Regions from separate parts of the Homo sapiens genome. Here region 1 is linked to region 2. A link is a loop called in an ENCODE intact Hi-C map of the cell type or tissue named here. Cell type or tissue: prostate gland. All regions are shown on one strand. Each heading gives the region's core, and the rest is flanking DNA. Links, peaks and the distances in the headings are about the cores only. Region 1 overlaps FMN1 (formin 1). Region 2 overlaps FMN1 (formin 1).

Region 1 (9,653 bases), core at 752-8,751, 110 kb before region 2:
TATTTAATAAATTTGACAACCCTAAGAGTAAGGAAGAACCATTTTGCTTCCTAAGATAATATCAACAGGAAACACTTTCTTAAATTCTCTTTGGGGCCCAATAGCACTGACTGACTCAGGCAAGGGCCACACTTTCATCGGAGTGGACAGATACATTGATTCCTGACAGAACAAGAGCCAGCATGGCTGTAAGAAGCCAGAATCAAAGAGGATGGTGACGAGGCAAACTTGCATTAAAAGCTGCTGAAGAGCAGGGACAGAGGAACCGTTTCCCCTCCCACAGTAACACAAAGTTGAATATCCATTAGATTAGCAACCAGTTCTTAGCATTCCTCCCTCCTACTCATAGTCAACTCTTGATCAACTGCAGTAATAGGAAGAGAAAAGGACATCACACATAACCCCAAATGAAAATGAAAACAAAACTGATCAAGGGTAAGATCAGGTCCAGTGGTGGCTCATGCCTGTAATCCTGGCACTATGGGAGGCCAAGGCCGGAGGATCGCTTGAGCCCAGGAAATTTGAGACTAGCCTAGGCAACACAGTGAGACCCTGTCTGTACAAAAAATACAATTTACAAAATTAGCTGGGCGTGGTGGTATACATCTGTAGTCCCAGCTGCTTAGGAGGCTGAGGTAGGAGGATTGCTGGAGCTCAGAATATTGAGGTTTCAGTGAGCCATGATTGTGCTGTTACTCTCAAGCCTGGGCAATAGAGCAAGAACCTATCTCAAAAAAAAAAAAAAAAAAAAAAAAAAAAAAAAAGAATGAGATCAAGCGGTAAGTAATGACATGTGGCCTTGTTTCTGCTAAGTCAGACCTGCCCTCCCCTACGTTACTAGAGATCCTGACTCCTGCAGGCAGGACCCAGTAATATCATTTCACCAACAACCGTGTTGCTAGTACAATCAATATCCTTTCTTCTTAAAGTACCTTTTACACAACTTATGCTCTGTAAAAATATTACTAAGTAGACAATGAAAGGGAAAAGAAAGCAAGCCAATGTTTCATGCTTTAAGTTAGGAAATGCTGTTTTAAACAGCATTAAACTTTTTTTTAACTACAGAACTTCCCAGAGGCTTTAATAAGCTCATGTGCTTTGAATCCCTAGGATATGATTTTCGTACAGAGCATGTCCAGGTTTATTTGATCATAGACTCTTTCAGAGAACAACAGTTCCAGTTCACATTTCAGGTAATATTTTTAGGTGCTACTATTTGACGAATCCTACATCTATAGTTTCAGCAATGCTGCACGCGCATGTGTGTGTTTGTGTATGTGTGTGTGTCTGTCTCTGGTATTAACTGGTGCAATCAGAAAGAAGAGTCCACTCCTTGGTGTATTAGTTTCTGATTGCTACTATAATAAATTAGCACAAACTTAGGAGGCTTAAAACACCAGAAATATATCACCTTTTAGTTCTATATGTTAGAAGTCTGACATGGGACTCACAGGCTAAACTCAAGGTGCTGACAGGGCTGTACTCCCTTTTAGAGGCTCTAGGGAGAATCTGTTCCTTGCCTTTTCCACTTCTAGAGGCTTCCCACATTCCTTGGCTCACGGCCCACTTCCTCCATCTTCAAAGCCAGCGACATTACATCTCTCTGATCATTCTTACGTCGTTATATCTCCCTCTGATCATAGCCAGGGAAAGTCCTCAGCGTTTAAAGACTGACTTTAAAGATTCATGTGATTAGATTAGGCCCACTTGGACGGTCCAGGATAATCTCCCCATGTCAACATCAGCAAAGTCCCTTTTTGCCATGTAAGGCAACATGTTCACAGATTCTAGGGATTAGGGTTTGGACATCCTTGGGGGGCATTATTCTGCCTACCACATATGGGTGGGTAAGAACACCCTGAGAGTTCCAGCCAGCAAGGACAAAGAGGGAGAATGAAAGTAACTATTGCCATTGTTTGTGTTTTCTCAATTATTGCTTACAACTTCACAGTATCAGGGAAATTGAAATTATTGTCTTGTTAAGGGATGTAGAACAATAAACAAAATATGGAACATGTTCCCAAGCACCAAGAACTTGGTTCTCTCTTTACAATGTAGAGAAGCAAGCACAAGTGCTCTGTGAATTAGATACTCCACAAACATAGCCAGCTGGCCTCTCAGCAACACCGGCTGATTATACAGGCTGTGCACTTTCCAGTGAAAGGTACATGCCCTTAATCAGCTTTATTGAAGCTGCCCTCACTAAGAAACTGTGCAGACATTATTTCCTATGATGCAGGTCCTATAACTGTCCCATTTTACAGGTGAGAAAGTGAATACTTTCTACGATTATGCTACTTGACAAGCTGTTACTTTCACTGAACCAGTAAAACATACACATCTGAACTCAAAGCCTGATCTTAGTCCTATGTAATGTGCCTATTTGTATGTCTATTTGACAATCCATCTACCTGGACTTCTTCCCCTTTCCAATTCCAACCCAAAGCAAGTTCCTTCCTGTGACTCTATCTGATCTGACAGTCTACATGTGTGGTTTTGGGAGTGTGTGCACACGTGTGCATGCTTGTGTATATATGTTCAGTAACTCTAATTTTTTTCTTCATGAGGCTTCACATTTTGAATGCCAAAACTTTCTGTCTGATCTCCAATCAGATGTGGTGACTTCTGGGTCACAGGCGTGATATGTATTGAACACATGCCTTAGAAGTCGTATCTAGTTTCAAAACTTGACTAGATCATCACCTCTGAAACACTGGCAAATTACTTGAGCACCACAAACTTCAGCTTTCTTATCTTGTGAGAAGTCAAAAATAGTATCTGCCTCACAAGGTCACTGCAGAATTAAAAGAGGTGATATAGATAAAGCACTTGATAGATAATAATGACACAATAAGTTGCAGTTGATACTATTATCAATTCCATGCTACGTTTACCTGCATAAAAATGCCATTCAAAGTTCTTGCCTCTCTGAAAGATGCTTAATGACAACTTCTACTTAAATCAGTGACATTAGTATGACCAATAACCATAGGTTAATTCACATTAGGTTAAGGTGTGTTAATACTATTTTTTTTTTTTTTTAAAAGACTCTGCCTGCCTGGAGATCTAGGGCCTGATACTTCTTGAAATTTGCTAATCACATCTGGTTTAGCTTTAGACATTTTCTGGGATTTTGCCAGCAGCTACGACACTTTAATGGCTACAATAAACCTCAAAGCCTCATCAAATCTTTGCTGTATGTGTGAAAATTATGTCCTCTTCAATTAAACATTCAATCTCAGCTCACACCAAGGCCTTATGGAAAAGGAGGTGAAACCTGAATGGAAACGTTAAGATGAAACGGACCGCCACGATTCTGGCCATCTTGCCAGATGGTATTTAGAAGAAAAAGAAATTCATTAGAGAACCTACGGTGTGTATTTTCTTTAAATATTTACTGGGTACCTTTCATGTGTTGAAAACACTGGCATCTCTAAAGATTAGCAGGGCATTTTTGTTTAAATATTCCATGTGTGTGAGGTGGGGGGAGTCATTTCCTCATTTGCCTTTGTGGTACTTCATGTGTTTTGGTGAAGCCTGGTACAAAGAAGAAAAGTAACTGAGACAATGTTCAGTTTTCTTTCCTAAGGCCGCTCTACCTGCTTCAAAAGCTCTTGTATTTTCCTAAAATCGGCTGAGGAAAGTGTCAGTTGAGTACTGAGAGATCCGGAACGACAATTCAGAGCCTCCCTAGACAAAAGAAGGTGTACCAAAGTGAGGCGCTATGGGGGAACCCTTGTCTCTCTGCTCGCCTCCCAGTTCACTCCTCTTATCCTCTTGCTATTTATCATCAAACGTACAGGGACGTCAAAGTGAGGCAGCCCCTGGAAGGAGAAGGGAAAAGATCAAACAGGGATCAGGTTTCGGCTCAAAGACTATAGGAGAGGTCAGGCCAAGGGTTTCACAAGGGGCCAAGAGACAAGAGGGAATGGGCATTCAGGAACAGCCGTGGAGCAAACAAGCTCCCCTGCCATTGCTAACTCTTGCTGCCACACTGAGGACCAGCCTGGGCCCTAATTCTACCAGTGGAGAGGGACAGACAAAAATGCTAGCTGGTAGCTTACTACGCTTTATTACAATATTAATCAAGCTCCTCAACTTCAACAAGGATACAACCGCCAATTCTTCAGGAGACAGAAAATAACGACCGCAAGTTCACATATCGCATTTCTAAAGGAAGCATCCATTTGTTTGAATTCATTCAACCACATCAATGGGAGAAAAAAAACCCACGTTCCTTTAAAAATAATATACAAGATAAAAATATTCACCTGTAACCATTATCCTTTCCATGTAAGTTTTATGCCCAAAGTAAAAATAAATGGCTCTCTTTGCCACCGGGAGCAGATCTTTCCCACTTTACTTCCATTTCCAAGCTGTTCTCAGCCTCAGACTTAGGTTTCTGAGTACTCTTTCACAATAAACATTTTAAAAATGTTTACTTTATGTCTTGGTCTTAAAATATTCCTGGTTGAAGCCCTTCATTTCCTCAAGCTCTGCTTCTGGCACTCTGGGCTCCATTTCCACATTAACACGCTCTCTAAATCCTCCGCAGAGCTCTTCAATTGGAGTTATACAAGCTCCAAGGCAAGTATTTATATTCTTGGACAAGGAGATGTCTCCACAGTAAAAACACGAGACTCTAGAAATGCCAAAGGAAAATTCCTGCCCAAGTGAGACATATTTTCACCTTTTAAAAAAGCCAAAAAGGGGCTTTCAGCATTTTCTTTTGACTAATTAAAAATGTAAATTAAACTAAAATGGAATGTTTACTGTGGGCCTTACCATCATTATTAGACTCATATATAAACCAAACATACAGGAACATGTGTGTATGTGTACGATATGTATGATATACATATATATTTAAAGCAGCAGAGTAAACTAGCTAATGTGTAAGTTCTAGAAACTAGAAACTAGAAAATGTGAGTTCTAATTAGACAGACTTGATTAGACTTGATTAGAGCTCAGTAAATCTGTCTATTACTGGCTGTGTGAACTTAACTTCTCTAAGCCTCATTTTTCTCATCTGTAAAATGGGTTTAGTGTAGTTCCAGCTTATTAAGATTGTTATATGAGACAACAGTAAGCATCTAGTAAATGGTTACTGCTATTATCATTAATAATGTTATAACTACTAAATGTTAGAAAATGTAGATATAACGAGATATGGATATAAGAAACAAATGATCAACACTAATAAAAGAGAAGAATTTGAAAATACAGTGCCTCTACACACTGTGTAGAGAAGGAAAGTTTCCTGAAAGCTGTAGTGTACCATTGCTGAACTCTGCACCAATCCCACTCTATGAACCAGACCTAAATAATCCTCTTAAAACATTTTTTAAAAGTAATCTTAGCTATTATCATAATAGCAGAACAGTTCCTATTACCTTCTAGTTGCCTCTTCAGTTTTCTCAAATCTTTTATGAGGTCTTCAAACTTGACTTGGGAGGCCAGAAAGAAATCCTGTGGTTCCGGCAAGGGGAAAACACTCTTTTCTGTTCCAGCTTCCTAAGAGATATGGTAAACAAAAGTACATTATACTTCCCAATTGTCACTTTCAGTTGAAATTCCAAAGCATCAATGAGAAAAAAAAAAGCTTTTTTATTGGATGTCTGAGTAAGAATCATAGCAATGCTCCTCTGCTATTCCTAAATTTGGACTTGTGACTTTGAAGTGCTTTCTTGTCTTTCACAATCTCTTTTTGGACTTATTGGCAATGAGGTCGGCTATGGCATGGGCCAGGTTCTATTTTGCCTCATGAATCAAAGAGAAAATTGTCAGGTCGTCCTGATCTTGGACACTCCACTCCCATGAAAAATGGAAGAGGGGAACACATGAAAGTACTTACATTTGAAGTCCCCATTTGATTTACACATGCTAGCAATTAGACAAGTCATCTTTGGGGCATACCAATGGGTGTGAATCAGAAGGTGCTGGATAAGAAGGCACTGCAATGGAAGATACAATCACCCTCCCATCACCTTTCCTCACCTTTCTCTGTGGCTTAAAGCTCTTCTGTGTGCATGCATGATCAGATTCTTTGTATATGGGTGTATCTACACATATACACAGGTTTTTTTTTTTTTTTTTTGGAGATAGGGCCTTGCTTTGTCACCCAGGCTTGAGTGCACTGACACAATCACGGTTCACTGCAGCCTTGACCTTCCAGGTCCAAGCGATCCTTCTAGTTCAGCCTATTAGCTGGGACCACAGGTACGTGCCACCATACCCAGCTAATTTTTAATTTTTTGTAGAGACGGGGGTCTCACCATGTTGCCTAGGCTGGTCTCTAACTCCTGGGCTCAAGCGATCCTCCAGCCTTGGCTTCCCCAAAATTCTTCATATATTTGAAAAGCTTTTGCAAATGTTGTCTGGCTTATCTTAGGAGACCGAGGGCAGGGTGAAGTATAGTTTTAACAAGCTCCACTGCTATAGCTAATGGAGAATTCTCAGCTGAGAAACATCTTGAAGGACAAAAGCTTCAGGCACATGAGCCTCAAATATCTTTTCCAGTCTAGCTAGCTTTCTCCCTGAGTTGTTTAACGTAAGCTTTGTATCTTGCATGTCTTAGGCCGTCTTCAATTATTCCTCTCTCTGCACAGGCTACTTTGCCAGCTTTCCTTCACATTCCATCTTCCCTACTGCCATTAGGACTAATTCCAAACTCTAAAACTGCTTTACAAGGCACTTTATGATCTGGCCTCTGTCTACATCTCTGGCCTCATTTTTACCTTCCCCCTATCTCCAACTCCCTCTAGACCTTCATGAAATAACAGACCACAATCTCTTGCTTCTAGGCCTTTGTCTATAAAATGGTCCCTTTCCGACCCTTCCCTAGTGCCTCCTTACACTTCCTTGTTCATACTCATCCTTTAAGTCTTAAAACAAACGTCCTTCCTTAAAGATTTCCCCTAACCTCCAGCACGTGGGTGTTTCTCCCCTGTTCTCCAAAGGCCTATGACGCTTACATTATCACAGCATTTATCACCATTAATTTTTTTCCCATAAGTTATTGGGGTAGAGGTGGTATTTGGTTACATGAGTAAGTTCTTTAGTGGTGATTTGTGAAATTTTGGTTCCCCTATCGCCCAAGAAATATACACTGCACCCTCTTTGTAGTATTTTATCCCTCATCCCCCTCCCACTCTTATCCCCAAGTTCCCACAGTCCATTGTATCATTCCTATGCCTTTGCATCCTCATAGCTTAGCTACCACATATCAGTGAGAACATACGATGTTTGGTTTTCCATTCCTGAGTTACTCCACTTAGAATAATATTCTCCAATCTCATCCGGGTCGCCGAAAATGCTGTTAATTCATTCCTTTTTATGGCTGAGTAGTATTCGATTGTATATATATATATCAGTTTCTTTAATCACTCTTTGACTGATGGGCATTTGGGTTGGTTCCATGATTTTGCAATTGTGAACTGTGCTGCTATAAACATGCACGTGCAAGTATCTTTTTCATATAATGACTTCTTTTCCTCTGGATAGATACCCAGTAGTGGGATTGCTAGATCAAATGACAGCTCTACTTTCAGTTCTTTAAGGAGTCTCCACACTGTTTTCCATACTGACTGTACAAGTTTACATTCCCACCTGCAGTGTAGAACTGTTCCCTGATCATGGCATCCATGCCAACATCTGTTTTCTGATTTTTTGATTATGGCCATTCTTGCAGGAATAAGGCAGTATCGCATTGTGGTTTTGATTTGCATTTCCCTGATCATTAGTGATGTTGAGCATTTTTTCATGTTTGTTGGCCATTTGTATATCTTCTTTTGGGAACTGTCCATTCATGTACTTCGCCGACTTTTTGATGAGATTGTTCTTTTCTTACTGATTTGAGTTCACTGTAGATTCTGGATACTAGTCCTTTGTCAGATGTATAGATTGTAAAGATTTTCTTCTACTCTTAGGTTGCCCCTTTTGAGGTACCAAAGCTCTTTGGTTTAACTAAGTCCCAACTACTTATCTTTGTTTTTATTGCATTTGCTTGTGGGTTCTTGGTCATGAAATCCTTGCCTAAGCCAACATCTAGAAGGGTTTTTCCAATGTTATCTTCTAGAATTTTTATAGTTTGAAGTCTTAGATTTAAGTCCTTAATCCATTGAGTTGATTTTTGTGTAAGGTGAGAGATGAGGATCCAGTTTCATTCTCCTACATGTGGCTAGCCAATTATCCCAGCACCATTTGTTGAAAAGGGTGTCCTTTTCCCACTTTATATTTTTGTTTGCTTTGTTGAAGATCAGTTGGCTGTAAGTATTTGGGTTTATTTCTGGGTTTTCTGTTCTGTTCCATTGGTCTATGTGCCTATTTTTATACCAGTACCACGTTGTTTTGGTGACTGACTATGGCCTTATAGTATAGTTTGAAATCAGGTAGTGTGATGCCTCCAAATTTCTCTTCTGCTTAGTCTTGGCTCCCGCCACGTGGGTTCTTTTATGGTTCCGTATGAGTTTTAGAGTTCTTTTTCTTGAGACGGAGTCTCGCTCTGTCGCCCAGGCTGGAGTGCAGTGATGCGATGTTGGCTCATTGCAGGCTCTACCTCCCGGGTTCACGCCATTCTCCTGCCTCAGCCTCCCAAGCAGCTGGGACCACAGGCACCCGCCACCACGCCCAGCTAATTTATTTTTAGTAGAGACGGGGTTTCACCATGTTAGCCAGGATGGTCTCAATCGCCTGACCTCTTGATCTGCCTCGGCATTCCAACTGGGATTACAGGCGTGAGCCACCGTGTCCAGCCTAGAGTTGTTTTTTTCTAATTCTGTTAAGAATGATGGTGGTATTTTGATGGAGACTGCACTGAATTTGTAGATTGCTTTGGGCAGTATGGTCATTTTCACAATATTAATTCTACCTTTTCACAATATTGATACTACCCATCCATGAGCATGGGATAGGTTTCCATTTGTTTGTGTTGTCTACGGTTTCTTTCAGCAATATTTTGTAGTTTTCCTTGTGGAGGTCTTTTGACTCCTTAGGTATATTACTATACACACATATATATATATGTATATATTTGCAGCTATTGTAAAAGAGGTTGAGTTCTTGATTTGATTCTCTGCTTGGTCACTGTCGGTGTACAGAAGAGCTACTAATTTGTGTACATTAATCTTGTATCCTGAAACTTTGCTAATTATTTTATCAGTTATAGGCGCTTTCTGGAGGAGTCTTTAGGGTTTTCAAGGTAAACAATCATATCATCAGCAAACAGTGACAGTTTGAACTCCTCTTTACTGATTTGGATGCCCTTCCTTTCTTTCTCTTGTCTGATTGCTCTGGCTAGGACTTCCAGTACTATGTTGAAGAGGAGTGGCGAGAGTGGGCATCCTTGTCTTGTTCCAGTTCTCAGAGGGAATGCCTTCAACTTTTCCCCATTCAATATTATGTTGGCTGGGGGTTTGTCATAGATGGCTTTTATTACATTGAGATATGTCCCCTGTATGCAAATTTTGCTGAGAGTTTTAATCATAAAGGAATGCTGGATTTTGTTGAATTCTTTTTCTGCATCTATTGATATGATCATGTGATTTCTGTTCTTAATTCTGTTTATGTGGTGTTATCACATTTATTAACTTGCGTATGTTAAAACCATCCCTGCATCCCTGGTATGAAACCCACTTGATCCTGGTGGATTATCT
Region 2 (9,653 bases), core at 562-8,561:
ACACAGCCAAACCATAGCAGCAACCAAACGAGAAAAGAGCAGAAGCAGCAGTAGATGATATCAAAGAGAACAGGTGAAGAAACACCAGCCACCTGCCTTTCTTTTCCTATGCATAAGGCCAAACCTAACAACCAAGCAAAGAAATAAAGGCATTTATAGCCCATAGACAAAGGCCCTCATTCTTTATTTTCTCTCGGTTTCAGAAGAAATGCCACCTCTTTCTTCCCAGAATCTCCTGGGTCCCTGATTTCGCTGTCTTCTACATTCTCAGGAATACTTTCTCATCAACTTATTCCTTCTGGCCAGCTCCCTGCTTTACCTATTTAGATCTCTTGCTGGAAATGCTGGACTGCTCAGGCTGTTTCCTGCACCATCTACATCTACTGCATATTGATTCTCATATGCTGCATAGTAACTTGACAAATATTACCCTACATGATCTAAACAACACTGTGGTGAAGGTAGGAGCCCCAAATTCTGGACCATCGAAAATCACAATCTAGGGAGCATCAGGGCTGTGATTCAAAGCTGAGTCTTCTGCTGCAGCCTCGTGTTCTTTCTCCTCTGCAGGGCTGTCTCTTGATGCTGGTCAAGATGCAGGCAGTAGACTGTTTCTATCTAAACATTACAAACGACTTGGCTTGCTGTCAGACACCTAACTTTAAATGGCTAAAATCGCTTGATAAATGGTGTGAAAATTTTATGGTCCTTCCGTCAGACACCGTAATTTATTATCACATAATGCACAGTTAGAAGAACCAAAAGAAACCATCCCACAAGGGCAAACAATGTGGAGGCAGTGGCCCTTTGACACTCAAAGGCCACAGGCATTATATGGATCCAATAAGAGAGCTGCTTCTACGAACAAGAGAACAACCTCTTGATCTTGCAAAATATTTTTGGACACCTAAAGGCTCTTTTATTACTGTGGCTGATTAAAATGAAAAGTTTAAACGACTAAAATGTTCTTTTTGATGAGTTTTTACCATGAACTATAGACCTTGTAGTCCAGGGGGATTCAAGCCCTTTGATCCTGCGTACTCACATAAATTCAGAGTCATAAAACAACATTGGATTTGATTTTACTAGTGTAGCTGATGTTGCCAGATTTGTAATGCAATCTTGTTTTCTCCCCTCCTTGTTTTTGAGCCCATCCACCATTGTTTTATAGCAAAAGGAAAGGAGTTTCCATTTGGTTTTGGCAATCCAGTTTCAAGACTGAGCCACTTTTCTAGAACGTTGGAATTTTACAGAAAAATAATGGTCCTGTATTGTATCCATCAAAACGGGAATCAATGTTAGTTTTGCATGCTGAAAATAAAGTATCAAAAAGAAAACCCTCTTCTCATTATAATAATCACAGATTTTCATTACTTAAGATGGTTAGAGGATGATGTGGTTGAGAACAATAGTATAAGTATGAAGTAGAAAAACTGGTGTGATTTAGTGTTTATAAATTTCCCTCAGGACTAACTGAAAATAAATTAGAAATATCAAAAGATGCCCAATTTATTCATCAATGGCAGATTATAGATCATATCTTAGTTTACAAACTTAAGAAAAAGGACTGGTATCTGTGGGAGAAATAAAGAAAATGTTCGATAAGACATATGTTTAACAAAAAGACATGCAGTAAATATAACTTAGATGTTTAATTCACTTTCTTCTAATATCCTAATCATTTTCCTGTGTGTATGTGCAATATCATATTCCTATAACTCCTAAGACATGAAATTTTTACTATAAAGGGTCTATGAGGGAATAAGAAGACAATTTTATTAAATCTATGTTATAAAGACCATAACAATCAATAGTGGGTCATAAAAATCGTTCATTTTTACGGAGTAAAATATCAGTTTGGGCTCAGAGAGATCAATGTATATTTAGCCTATTCACTAGACCAAGTAATACTAATTTAACAGTTTTCACTAACTTTATTTTTCATGGATTGCCTGAAAGATGAAACATTTCTCGCCAAGATTGTTCTGTAAGTGACACAGGACATAAGGGTCATGTGATACTTCAACAATTCTAATTGGAAAAGAGTCACCATGTAAGGGATGCTTCATTCTCCTAGGGACAATGCCTTGTGACATTTTCAGCTGCAGTCTCTTAACACCTGCTGAGGCCCCAGTGAACATTTCAGAATACGATTCATTCAGAGAAATATCATTCCAATACACATTCACTTCCTTGCCATTTGGTATGAATATATTACATTAAGCCATATAAAATTGCTGCTTTATAAGTCAAATAGGTCAAATATCAGCAATTTAATGCAGTTCAACTTATAAACTTCATTTAGCAAATTTGAAAATTATCATTGTTCTATGTTTTCTCAGTTAATCCTTTAAATTATGTCTAAAGGATCTATTTGCCATAGATAAGGGTCATGCCATATATAGTTTTAAAACAAAACAAACAGAACTGTGTTATACAGACACCTACTGCAGCTTTCAAAGACAGTACAAGAAACTGCCCCCTGTCTACAGAGACAAGTAATTGTTCTGGTGGTGTGTATATCAAATTAAGATAAGAGAAGTGTATCCAGTTAACAAGAGCTTTCTCATTTCATGCTCAAAAGGGTAGTGTGTTGTCAGCACCTTCTTCCTCCCTATTAATTCATTCAAGAATTATTTATTGTATATTTACCATGTTCCAGAGGGAGAATCAAGCTGTACACATTTACAGACAAGCAACAATGACAGTTTTCATGGTTCCAGTTTCAGCAGAAGCAACCCTCAGCACCGGTAGAAAGGTAATGCTTGTTGTCAGAGAGCGTAAATTCTCTCTTGACCCTGTCTTAGAGCCACTACAATCTCTGACTTGGACAGCTGCAGTACTCCCTGCTGTCCTCTCCACATCCTCTCTGCCCTCCTCAACTTGTCCTCTGCAACAGCAGCCGGGGGCGGGGTGGGGGGGGTCTTTTGGAAATGCAAATCTCCTCATGTCACATATTCCTCTGCTCAGAATTAGTCAGTAGATTCTAACTGTTCTGAAGATGAAATTGGGAAACCTTAAAAAGATGTACAAGACCCTTCCAGAATCTTGCCTCTTGCCTTTCTCCACCGCACTGTTTTCAACCCATAGGCCATCATCGATCAGTGAGATAGCATATTAACATATCAATTTGTGCTTTATCCAGAGCATATTTAGTAAGAGTTGAATATATCCGAGTATGTTACATGCAATAAATTGTTGAATAGAACTCATTCCTCTCTCTCTCTCTCTCTCTCACACACACACACACACAGACACACACACACACGTAACCTGGGTCTCGATATAAATTACATTGCTTATTCTGGGTTGTAGTATAAAAAGGTTGAAAAAATCCTACTCCAGAGCTACATTTCCCACCTCTCTCCTGTTTTTCCTGTGCTTTGGCCACACAAAGCTTCCCTGCAGTTCTCTCCAAACAAGCCAAGCTTCTCTTCACTCTTCAAACCTCTGCTTAAAGGTCAGTTCCTAAGAGTATCCTTGTCTGGACCCATGGATCTTAATTAGACCCCATCAGAGCAGCTCCACAGCACTCATCACATTATATTTATTGGCTGGTTATTTTATCAATATCTGTTTCTCTGAATGGACTACAAGCTCCAAGAGAGTGGGGCCTATTATCTGTCCTGCTCCCTCGAGCACCTAGCACAGTGCCTGGCATCCAGGAAGCACTCAATCAATACATATTGAATGATTGAGAAAGACCTCTATTTCCTTTTGATGATTCCATTCTTAGATGAAACGGATGATCAAGTTCATAAAGCATTATTTTAAGGTGGTCCTTTGTCATTTGTTATATAGAATGTACCTATTTACAGCCATAAACATAGCATGTACTGTCTCTGTAAGTACATTAAGCACTGCCTATGAGTATGGACTTATGTGCACTTTGCTGTGCATGTTTTTCTGTAAAATAAACTAACAATGAGTTTTCATGTGTTTAAAGCAAAAACTCTTAGTATAAAACTGGAATGTGTTTCAATCATCAAAAGAAAATGTATCTAGAAAGTTAAGAGAAAAAGGGTCAAACTGACCTCCAGTGGTGAGATTGTGGAATGACTCCTAAAGTAATTGTAAAATACTCAGCCTATCACACAGAAGCATATATATATATATGTATATATGCAAAACACATTTCTTAATAATACTTCAAATTATGTTTATTATACCAATTTGCAGGAGATATAGGTCATGCCATATATTGTATCAAAACAAGTAGAAGTGTATTACATAGACACCTGTAACAGCTTTCCAAGATAGTGTATGAAATTGCCACAATCAGAAAATCTAAGTCTTGGAAAGAATCTTAGTTGAGATCTGAGACCTAACATCAGCAACTTCTATAAAAAGTTGATAATTTTAAAATGTTAACACTCAAAAAGTCTCTCCCTCCATTAGTCTCTGCGTAATATTAGGTCCTCAGTGTAAGCTGAGTGTTATTTAGCCTTTATGGTATAAATTCTGTTTTCCCAAATAAATAGTAAATCCTCTGAGTACGGAACCTATATGAGGATTAAATAAAATAATCCATGGTAAATGCTAAGTGTAGTGTCTGGCATATAGCAATATGCAACAAATGTTATCTGTTATTATCATCATTATTACCATCATTACTAAATGATGTTTTATCTCTAGCACATCTCTTGTATTTGACACGTGCTCAATTGGTGTTTACCAATCATGAGAGAGATAAAGTGTAAGAAGCCAAGTTATGTACATGAAATTATAGTTTAGAAAATTTGTCTTTACAGCAAAAACAATTTTAACACGCAATTATCTTACTCAGAACCGTTCCCCAGATCTGTGTTTTAACTCTTAGGCTGCTTATACATATTCAGATGTTTCCTTCATAAAACTATGGCAACAGTAATATTTCCTAGGAAGAGGCAATAATGGAAATGAGCACATCATACTTTTATAACATATGAAAAGCAATGCTCATTGGAGAATTAGATATAACAGTAAATACAGAATGTTTCTTTTACCTCGGCACATAGCTTATATGGAACAAACTTTACCATCCAAAAATACACTTTGACAGCCACAGACTTAGAGTAAACTAAACATGCTGCTGCTCATAATAAACACAATAGTTATGATAGATAGGTCATCTACCACATGCCATTGTGGCCCAGTCCCACCTAAGCTATCCCAACAGTTGTAATCAGTCAAAATGACCAAGTTACAACATTGTCACACCCACTTTAAAGGTGAGAAGCTGAAGCTCAGAAAGGTTTAAATAATTTCTTCAAGACCACACATCTAGTAGACAGCACAAACAGGATTCAAACTCAGGGAGGATTACACACCTGTTTTTCTATCCCACTATCCTACCTAGGGTTACATTGCATTTTGTTTAATGAATGGTCACTTGACTTCATTATATGAGTTTATGCTTCAGCATGTTCTGATTCTAAGGGCCATCACTCCTAAGGACAAATATCCACCCAAAGATAGATCAGAGGCAAAGGTCAATCCAGAATCAAAGTCACATCAGGAATATTCTCACTAGGCAAGGACCTTTAAGATCTTCCAGAGGCAGTTCAGTGTACAGGGTAAGAGGGCCACCTCATAATGGTGTAATAGCTCATTCACTCCTTATATATAAAGACTGGCACATAGTAAATGCTCAATTAAGTACCAAATATTATTATTGTTATTCCTCCAGGACACAGAGGAAGCTACAACAAATTGCAGTGAAATGGTCAAAGCACACATAATGTTACGCGCGTATACACACAAACACACAATAAATTCACACTATGAATTCCAAAGTCTATGAGGTTGGAGTTGTTAGAAGCAGCAACTAGTACCATTTATCACACATGAACACACCATACAAGGAGGTGGCAGCATAGAGAACACAGCTGAATCACCCCATAGGCCTGTTAAGGAATCAGCAGTGTTGGGTATCAGGGACTATACTGGAGAAGATTAAAGTTAAAGAACAGCTGAGCCCCGATGTTCAAATTACAAAAATCGTAACGAAGAAGTAAGGAGCTGGCAAGCTGCATAGAAGTCTAGCCACAGTATTTTCTTACCCAATTTACAATCTTGGAAATTAACTTCTATGAGATTCAGGTTTCAAATCTCTAAGATAAATACAGGCAAACATCAAGATTATGGTGACAAGTATTAGAGGCACTTCCTCAAACTGGGCTCAGGACCAGCTATGAGAAATAAAGCTGGAAAGAGAAATTTCCCACCTGCTCCTTTCTTCCGTACCTCAGTAGAGAGAACAGAACACCTTATTTCTGAAACCAGTGAAATAAAAGAACTCTATTGTTTATTTTTCTTTCCTAACACTACAGAAATATCACCGTCTTTTTTTTTTTTTTTAATCACATGGGGAACTTGTGCAGATCATCCTTTATTCCTACCTTGTACAGGTCTTTGACACAGGACGAGAGAAAAAATTAAAACTTAAAAAATCATTATACTAGGCAGTGAATACATATCAAATTTAGAAACCAGGCAGACCTGGTTGATGAATCTAGCCATTCTACTGACCAGCTGTGAAAGCTCAGGATTGCACTTGACTCCGCTGGGTCTCAGGTAGTTCGAAATTATCTACGTGAAGCACTGAGCATGGTACCTGGCACAGAGCTGGTGCTTCCTTCTCAGTAGCCAGGATTATAAACATCTCCAATTAAGTCAAAAAGCATGGGGTGCTCAGCATTTAATCTCTCATGTCAACACAATCTCTTACCATGCCTTCCTGAAAATGTTCTAGAACACAGACCATACCCAATTTTTTACACTAAGAGCTCATCTTTCACTTACACTTCCAAAGCTGCTGCCCTTTCAATTCCTTCAATAGCCCTTTCAGGAAAGGACAGAAGAGAGGAAGAAAGGGAAAGGGCAAGAGGGAAAGAAAAGGGAAAAGAAAAGACACAAATGTAAATGTCCATAAATATCTAAAAGCTCAAGGAATTCTGCTTTGTATTCGTATGTTCATGAAAAAAATAAATGTTACTCAGCCTCTTTATCCTCTGTACCAGAAGTCACAATCTCAGATGTCTACAGGCTCCAGGCAATCAACATAAGTAGAGGAGACTGGCTATAAGATGATAGTAAGTGTGGGGCAGTACTTTGGCAACTAGAGCATCCATGCTTTATTTGAAAATTATTCAAAGGAAGTTTTTAAATGTTATTGTGCTCAATGAATAAACGTCTCTGGGCTGTATTTGATGGTATCACAAATTTAAGAATTCTGCAGCTTTCCTAATGCTACCCCCCAAATAGCCTTCTACCTAAATACTGTGAGTCATGAAAAAATTTCCAGCAATGTCCAGTCAGATCAATTAACAACTATTTATTCAATTTCAGCTAGTTGCCTAGCACTGATCTAGGTAACATGGGAAAAGAAAATCTCCTAGGACTTTGGATTGAGTTGGGACAGATGCAGGGGCCCACTCTTTTCCCAGGCCAGAAATGATAGAACTTTGAAGCTAGAAGGAAACTTACGCCAGCTACTCCAATGCTTTTACTTTACAGCTGAAGAACCTAATATTTAAGAGTGATGTGTGATTGTATAGAATTTACAGAATTATTGAGTGAGGCAGGACAAGTCTGGAGAGAAGGAAACACTCCCCGTGGTGCTCTACCATGCTTTCTCCCATTTCATGAAGAGTCAAAAGCAATGGCCAACACGCAGAAACTCACCGGTTCCAGCAGTAGCCCGTCACCTAAAGTCAAAAAACTTTTGCAATAAAAAGAAAACTGTCTTGGTCCACCTGTATTGACTCATGTTCAGGGGTTAAGACTCAGCAGAAATGATTGAAGGCTGATGGTGCATGAAGGAAATGTCTAAAACCATCATTGGCCCCCATGATACAAATGAGCAATCAACATTCTACAACAGCCTCCTTCTATATCTGAATTGTCTGAAGGCAAGACAGTATCTTGAAGGCTGAGACAAAGGGCTCCTTTTCCATGAAAATTCAAGTCCAAATGTACCTACCGGATTCTAGGTAGCCAGTCGCCCAAGAGGAATCTCAACACTAGTAAACCAGTAAATCTAGTAACCTCACAACATTTCACAGTCACACTAAAATGATGAATTAACATATTTCTCAATATTGTCTATTTTTTCCTTTTTGGCATCTCAGTAATGAATTACACTAATATCAGCACTTAGGGGAATACCATAAGGGTTTTATGAAATCATCACATTTCATACTTGTGAAAGTTTTGTTTATTGGCCTACAAATTATTCCCTTTCCCTCACAGTATTATCTGGGAATTAAGAGATTTAAATGTATTGTGTTGATAATGAAGAATACAAAAAAATGGAACAGGCTTGGGATTTATGCCTTTATAAATTTCGTTGTATCAGCTCAAATAGAGTCTGCACTCAATTCTGTTTCAACAGCAATGTGTAAACTATTAGAAATGGATGAGTGGAATGTGTTGGCCACAGTAAAATGAGGAAGTCTACAAGTCTTAATGGAGGCCAGCATACCATTTCATTCTCTTGGGGACAAAAAGGTACAATGTAAGTTAATTTTCAGTTTGGCATTGATCCCTGGATCATTTTGCAGTGGGAGTTACCAAACTAGAAATGTGACTGCATTGCACAATGAGCAGGGGGCCTGCCAGAGGCCATCGCTCAGTGAAGTTTCCCCTCAATTAGGAAATATGCATGTGATAAATGGGGTAAACGAAAAAGATTCCCGTAAAGGAAATGTCACTATTGGCTGGTTCTTTGTCTTGCATCCCACAACCCAAAGAACATTAGTTAAAAACAGATACAACAATCTGTCGTTTCCAAGTCCTCTACTTTCAAACTGCTTAAGGTGTTGGTCAAAAACGATATTCTTAAGCTACCAGCTCCTCACAAGCCAGACAAAGGGCATGTACTTTTCTTTCTTCCCCTTTCAAAATTGAAGAAGTAGAGATCCAAAGAAGTCCTACTAATCCCATGCTCAGGCTTCCCTTTTGTCATAAAGATTTGGGTATCCTACAGAGTTTCACTTACCTTTCCAGAGCTGCATCCCTTCACAGAGTGACACATCTGAGAAGACACTGGAAGATTAGAGGACTACATTCAGAGTGTAACTGAAAACCTAAACACATTGCTCCACAGAGGCAAGTAGATGGACTAGAGACCTGCTGACTAGGAAGGAGAACTTCCACGAGTAACTAAAAGGTTAAAAACGGGAGGCAGTGGCTGGACGTGATGGCTCACGCCTGTAATCCCAGCACTTTGGGAGGCAGAGGTGGGTGGATCATGAGGTCAGGAGATCAAGACTATGCCGGCTAACACGGTGAAATCCCGTCTCTACTAAACATACAAAAAATTAGCTGGGTGCAGTGGCGGCCGCCTGTAGTCCCAGCTACTCGGGAGGCTGAGGCAGGAGAATGGCGTGAACCTGGGAGGCAGAGCTTGCAGTGAGCCGAGATCCTGCCACTGCACTCCAGCCTGGGCGACAGAGCCAGACTCCATCTCAGGAAAAAAAAAAAAAAAAAAGGAGGCGGTGTAAATAGGAATTTAGGGCTGAGCATAGTGGCTGACACCTGTAACCCCAACATTTGGAGAGAGAGGCTGAGGTGGGCAGATGGCTCGTGCCCAAGAGTTCGAGACCAGCCTGGGCAACATGGAGAAACTCCATCTTTACAAAAACAAGATAAAATAATAAATAAAGGATGCA

What was found. A loop is a pair of places that touch in the nucleus more often than their neighbours do. Peaks named below come from ENCODE experiments on the same cell type or tissue, not always from the same donor. Only the 100,000 strongest peaks of a DNase experiment are listed, where the experiment ranks them.
Region 1: it touches region 2 in a loop (5-fold over the local background); 4 of 110 quality-filtered maps call a loop at or near these places.

The regions. Positions count from the first base shown.
Region 1 is chr15:32,882,779-32,892,431 of GRCh38, forward strand. FMN1 (formin 1) reads right to left here. Exons shown (of 21, transcript NM_001277313.2): 16 at 5,394-5,514. Among named protein-coding and RNA genes, the nearest start is that of GREM1-AS1, 170 kb to the left of the region's middle. In prostate gland, for the core only: no CTCF peak of the experiment used is centred there; no DNase peak of the experiment used is centred there.
Region 2 is chr15:32,990,998-33,000,650 of GRCh38, forward strand. All of the region lies in intron 7 of FMN1 (formin 1), which reads right to left. Among named protein-coding and RNA genes, the nearest start is that of FMN1, 200 kb to the right of the region's middle. In prostate gland, for the core only: a CTCF peak has its summit at 4,048; no DNase peak of the experiment used is centred there.